2 separate regions of the Homo sapiens genome follow, and region 2 is linked to region 1. A link is an interaction called in ENCODE POLR2A ChIA-PET data of the cell type or tissue named here. Cell type or tissue: MCF 10A. All regions are shown on one strand. Each heading gives the region's core, and the rest is flanking DNA. Links, peaks and the distances in the headings are about the cores only.

Evidence for each region. ChIA-PET counts read pairs that join two places held together with the same protein. Peaks named below come from ENCODE experiments on the same cell type or tissue, not always from the same donor. Only the 100,000 strongest peaks of a DNase experiment are listed, where the experiment ranks them.
Region 2: POLR2A ChIA-PET joins it to region 1 with 5 read pairs; 4 of 35 experiments call an interaction of 5 or more read pairs at or near these places.

Annotation. Positions count from the first base shown.
Region 1 is chr3:29,285,713-29,288,645 of GRCh38, forward strand. All of the region lies in intron 1 of RBMS3 (RNA binding motif single stranded interacting protein 3), which reads left to right. Among named protein-coding and RNA genes, the nearest start is that of RBMS3, 6.1 kb to the left of the region's middle. In MCF 10A, for the core only: no CTCF peak of the experiment used is centred there; a DNase peak (open chromatin) is centred at 1,359.
Region 2 is chr3:29,369,265-29,372,197 of GRCh38, forward strand. All of the region lies in intron 1 of RBMS3 (RNA binding motif single stranded interacting protein 3), which reads left to right. Among named protein-coding and RNA genes, the nearest start is that of RBMS3, 90 kb to the left of the region's middle. In MCF 10A, for the core only: no CTCF peak of the experiment used is centred there; no DNase peak of the experiment used is centred there.

The DNA.
Region 1 (2,933 bases), core at 319-2,818:
GGCTGAATATTCAACCATCTGCAGCCACCCGTCTCTAAAAGTCTAGCTGAAGCACAATTGATTGTGCCATAGAATGAGCAAACGCTTGAAAACACAAGTAGGTGAAGGAAGAGAGGCTTCCACGGAGCAAAGGATATTCTTAAAGATGTGAATGTACAGATCCTTCAAAAGCAAAACAAAACAACCCTGTAACACCCTCCTTACACATGAAAATGTAGAAAATCTTGCAGAGGGAGGGAATGAGTTTAGAATTTCCTTAGTACTTCCTGCCTCAGATTTGCATTGATATCCAGTTGGTAACTTGCCAGTTGTTTTAAAACAGCCTTGAAAACTCCAAAGTTCTGTTTTCCTTTGAAAGCCTGAAACATACAAAACTAGTTTTCTAAAATCTTCCAGCGATAGAATTTTTAGGTACAACTCCAAATATTTTCTTTCGCTTCGGGGGGTAATATAATAGCATGAAACTATGATAGCATGAAACTATGATAAATCCTGTTTGTCTCACTTTAGACTGTATAGAATTTTTAATTGGTTTCAAATAAGAGGAAAATAGAAGGAAGGGGCCATCCTTGTTTCTTAGTTTTGTTTTTTTTTCTTAACTCCCCCAAGCCTTCATTATCAGTGGGATTGAACACAATCCCAGTGCATGTTTTGCTATTTTTTTTCCATGATATAGACATTGTTTTTGCAACACTGAGTTTGGTGCCTACTTAAAAGGAGTAGAAACGTAAAAAGTTCATGGTATTTTCTTTTCTCCAGAATGGATTCAAACTTAAGGAAAATATCATGTATATTTAACAGCATCTTTCTAAAGCATTTTCCTTTCACTTTCTTTCAATTTGGAAAAAAAATAGCACAAAATTATAGCACAAAATTATTTCCATGAAGTAATAAAATGTATCTGAGGGCTGGGGGTAGGGATAATTTGCAGGGAGGGACACAATATAGAAGGGAGGATGCAAGTTCATTCTAGGTCTTTCTGGCTTCAGGAATTCTGGAAAGCTTCATTTTTGCACTAGTATGATTTTACACAACCTTTTTGACATTATCAGTCTTTTGGCAGAGAGAGTTCAGTCACAATTATGCCCATGTCAAATTCTAAAATCAAACCAAAACAACAAAAAAAGTATTTTCTTTTAAAATAAAACTTTTTTAATGTCAAACATTTTATTCAGAGTAAATGGTTGATGTTTATTCAAAATTGGCTTCAAGTACTACATTGAAATTGTTTTGTAACAGTCTCATAAGCCACAGCTGTATGTGATTAAATAGTGTAATATCAAAAGCATGTGAGAATAGACGTTTTTATGCTATAGCTATTGCACAGCAAGAGTGCAGATGGAACTGAAGGGAGACCAAAAGCGAAAATGTATTCATGTGGTGTAATACGTGTGTTGAGGATATGTGTTGCTATTTTTTGCAGTAGTGGGAAAATGTTGAACTATTTTGGATGTGCTTAGAAAATATCCTCTCGGAAAACGGAAACAGACATATAATACCATTTTTAAAATGTGGAGTGGATCATGCCATTTAATTAGAAAACACATAGGTGCTGAATAGATCTGAAACCAATTCAAGTGGAAGAATGAAAATTATTCCCATTGAGTACACATTCAAAAAGCAAAAGTGACTTTCTCATTTCTGTTTTGAAATTATAAATTTTTTTTTACTACTTTAATTTATGGAACTATTGTAAGAAAACCTTCATCCCATTGATACCTAAAGAAAAGTATTAGGCAATAAGAATCAGCAACTTACAGATGGCAAAATAGGTGGCAGTATATTGCTTTTTAAAGATATTTGGAAATATGATGCTCTTCAGTGTTGTATAAATATTGCTCTTTTCTTACCAGTGTTAAAAATTACAAAGATACACAAGGACATACAACTTTTGCTTCCATTTCTGTAACAGAGATGTTATCGTAAAGAGGTGTCTAGTTTTAATGAGGTGATTTAATACAGTGTTTTTGAAATAATATTTGTTAATAAAAATTAATAACCTCTAGCTTCCTAGAGATAATAAATCTATAGGATTAATCATACTAATCATCACTACCATTCATATGTGATTGTTTTCAGGGCCTTGAGAAAGCTTATAGAATTGGCTATTTTTAGATTTCAGATTTTAGACAGAAGTAATTTTAAAAAGAAAAAGAGAGTGGCAGACTGAGATGAGTTAAATTTTGCTTGGTTTTGTTTTTATTTTTTTTTATTTTAAGTTGATATTGGCAGATAATCTGGTCTTATTAAAAATGTTTTGTTTTATCCATGTAGGTTTATTACTCAGGGAGTATGTATTATGTGGAATCACGAATAAAATTTTAATAATTCAAAACCAATTCCTAATAAATATCAAATTTCAAAAGTAAGGATAATAAAAGAAAGATAATAGATCCTATCATTTTGTGGGGGAATTCTCTGATTTGTATGTCAATGCATTGGTTTCTAGGTTGGGTTCCTTCACTAGGATCCCTTCCATTGTGAGATAGCTGAGCCTGCTTTAGTATCTTAGTGGTATCTTCAGGTGACCTCGGTTTTGTGTCATTCATGAGTTTTTCTTTTGTTCCCAGATGCTTTCCACAGGGCAGATCAAATGCTGCTTTACTGGCTCTCTGGTGATTTGAAAAATTTAACTGTCTTCATCCTTTCACACATCTAAATCCAGTGCACTGAGAGAAACACGTCCATCACTTGGGAGTGGGTGGATAGAAGTTCCCAGGAGTGGAACAAAATGACAGCCATTCTTTAATCATGACCTTTTCCAGCTTTATTGTGGTGGTTACAATTTTTCTTCTGAGTGGGTAAAATTAAGGTGTATCCAAAAACTTAATTGTGATAGTATGATGCTTTACTTTTCCTCATTTAACTTCCTCTCTACAGGTGGTGCAGAGCTAAATGGTTATGCATGTTTGGCTAAACCAGTTGAGTTAATG
Region 2 (2,933 bases), core at 178-2,677, 83 kb after region 1:
CAAGTTTACCTATATAATGAATCTGCACATGTATGCCTGAAATAAAATAAATTTTAAAAATCTCACAAATGTTTATATTAGGTTGGTGCAAAAGCAATTGTGTTTTTTGCCATTACTTTCAATGGCAAAAACCGCATTTACTTTTGCACCAACCTAATAGTCATTTAAAGGAAACTTCTTAAGCCAGTGTCCCCACCTCAGATTCTCAGATCATCACTCCTTAACACACACACACACACACACACACACACACACACACACACACACACTTTGAGTGAGGGTGAGGAGGAGAGAGGGAACAATGAAGAAAAAGTTCTGCTAATTAAGGGAACTGCTGAAGTTTCAGCTAGTCTTGGTGATGGTTGAAATAACATCAAGGAAAGAGGGAATATAGGAAAGACAGGTGGGAAAATGATTCAGAGTCTAGAGCTAAGGGACAAAAAGAGACAGAAAATATGGGGAACTAATGTGGAATAGATTATTGATCCTAGAAATAAATGTAGCTAAAATTCTTTCCAGTAAAGAGGTCCCAAATTGGTGATAGGTGGGACTTTTAAAGGCAGCCATTTTTATCACACTCTCCAATTCTACCCCGATTTACAGTGATAAGTTTTCTTAGTAAAGAAGCAGCTTTGTCTGAAACTTCAATTCCAAACCTCCGAGACTTTGGCTTAATTAATCTGAAGATACAATGCAGACACCAGCTTTTCTTTCAGAGGTTATTTTAAGTTTAAAATTATGTCTTCCTAACAAATAGCCCAAAGAAATGACTTCGTGGTTTTCCTTTCGTACATTCAGGGATGATGGACAGCCCGGCCTCATGACAGGTGTTCCAGGAGGTCTTTTTAATTGACTTGTCTATAGATGTAAAGAATTTGAACAACCAAGTTGTCTCGTATTTTCTCTATCACTTTCCTGAGGGACTTTTCTTAAGAGAACAAGTGAACTATGATGTCATTATGTCATTTATTGGTTTTAGTTGGACTTTGTTGAGCCTATGAACCTGTTTGAGATATAGTCATAATATCTTGCAGCTCATGTCTGAAAATTTATGTGAACACTTCACAGAAAGTTCTGTTCAGGTTGTACATCCATTTTCATGTTAGATAACTTGTTTTGGGAGTTCTGCCTCTTAGTAAATTTATTGCTTTTGATAATGTGTGGAACTTTTAATTTCTATATTTTAGTTCTTTTTAGACTCAACTATGCACACCCTTTAGATTTAGTATTTGGCTTTTAAGGCATATTTAGACCAGACCCTTTCTATTGGTTAATTGTGGTATAAACCTGGCTCATCCACTTGTGAGACTCTTAGATTCCAAGTGTCTAATAAATCACCAGAGGAGGAATAATTAAAAGCTTCTTTCAGTTCTAGTATTAAATCAACAAGGTTGCCTGGACCGTGCTTCTAGATGTGCTGTAATTTATACTATTAGTGTGGATTGCTTTGGTTTTCTAAAAATAATAAATGACCCAGTGAATAGCATTTGGCCAGAGGCATACAAGAAACAATCCATAGTATATAGATTTGTTCAATGGCATTTAAAAGACCTTGATTAGAATTCAGTCTGGGCTGGAGTGATGAGAATGCTGTTTACTGATGTCTGTTTGAAGTCTCCCTACATGGCAGAGGCTAGAGGGATTCACAAATAGTAACATTTCTTAACTCCAATGGCTGGATCCAGCTGTCTGGAAGAGCTGACATTTTAAAAGAGAGGTACAAAAATGTCTGAATGTCATGATTGCTAATGTCATTTTCATGATTTTATTTTTAAGCGATCTTTGTTTGCTCCGTGCTCTAGCAATGAGCTGGGTTAGAATTCCCAAAACGCTGTGTTAAAAATTCCTTGTGAAAATGCAGTGGTTTTGTTCATGGAGTGGGAAGTGTCTTCTCTGACAAAGCTGTTCACTCATACCTGTGGTTTCTGCCACCCAACCTAAGAATCATTTCAACATACTTAATGTTTTAAGATTGGTAACACAGGGATAGAGGAGAGGCAGGGAGAAGGCAGGTACAAGCCAATAAGTTTGAATAGTTCATCTTTGAAACAGAAACAGACATTTGATTGGTTTTGCCAGTGAGCCTGGGAAATTCCTAGTGTTGAAAAAGCAAAAACATGTACTTGATGGTCCAGACAAGTTTATGAACCAGAATGGGATTTAAATATCTAGCTGTAAAATTATGTTGGAAACACACAGACACACACATGCTTTACTGAGTGAGAAAACATGTAGGAAGTGCTTGCAAGGAACTAAGGGACACCATGCACCAATAACCATATTAAAACATGATAGTGATAGTGTTTGTTGTTTATATAAGCATATGTGTGAATATGTATGAGTGTATATGAGAACATGTATGTGTCTGTGTTTGTATGGGTGTTATTTTAAAGGAAGGTATGACATGGCACATGTAACATAAGTAATTTTGTTTTATTGGTTCCAAGGAAGCCTTTACATTTGATCTAAGTTTCTCAAGAAAGGTCCAGAGTAAAGATAGATATGATACTCTGGAGGAGAGAGGAATTAAAACCAGCAAACCTGACTAACCCAGAGCTTAAAGAACTAGGCGATGTTTCAATCAGTTTCATTTACAAGAAGTTTTTTTTAAATTATTTTTCCATATCCTCGTCACCTTTAAAAGATTCCTCTATTCATTTATTTCTTCATTTATTAATCATTTGAACATTTTTAAGTAACAAGCATGTATCAACATTCTGTTTGATGGGAGAGATTCAAAGATAACTTCTAGATCACAGAACAACAAGCATAGCCAAAAGGCACCTGGTAAGTAGGGGGAAGAGGAAGACACCGTAGAAGTGCACATAAGCTTCCAATGATTGCCGTTAGAATGCAAGTTCAAAGGTGTGAAACAGTTAAGTAAGAAACCCTGTCTCTACTAAACTACAAAAGAAATGATCTGGATGTGGGGA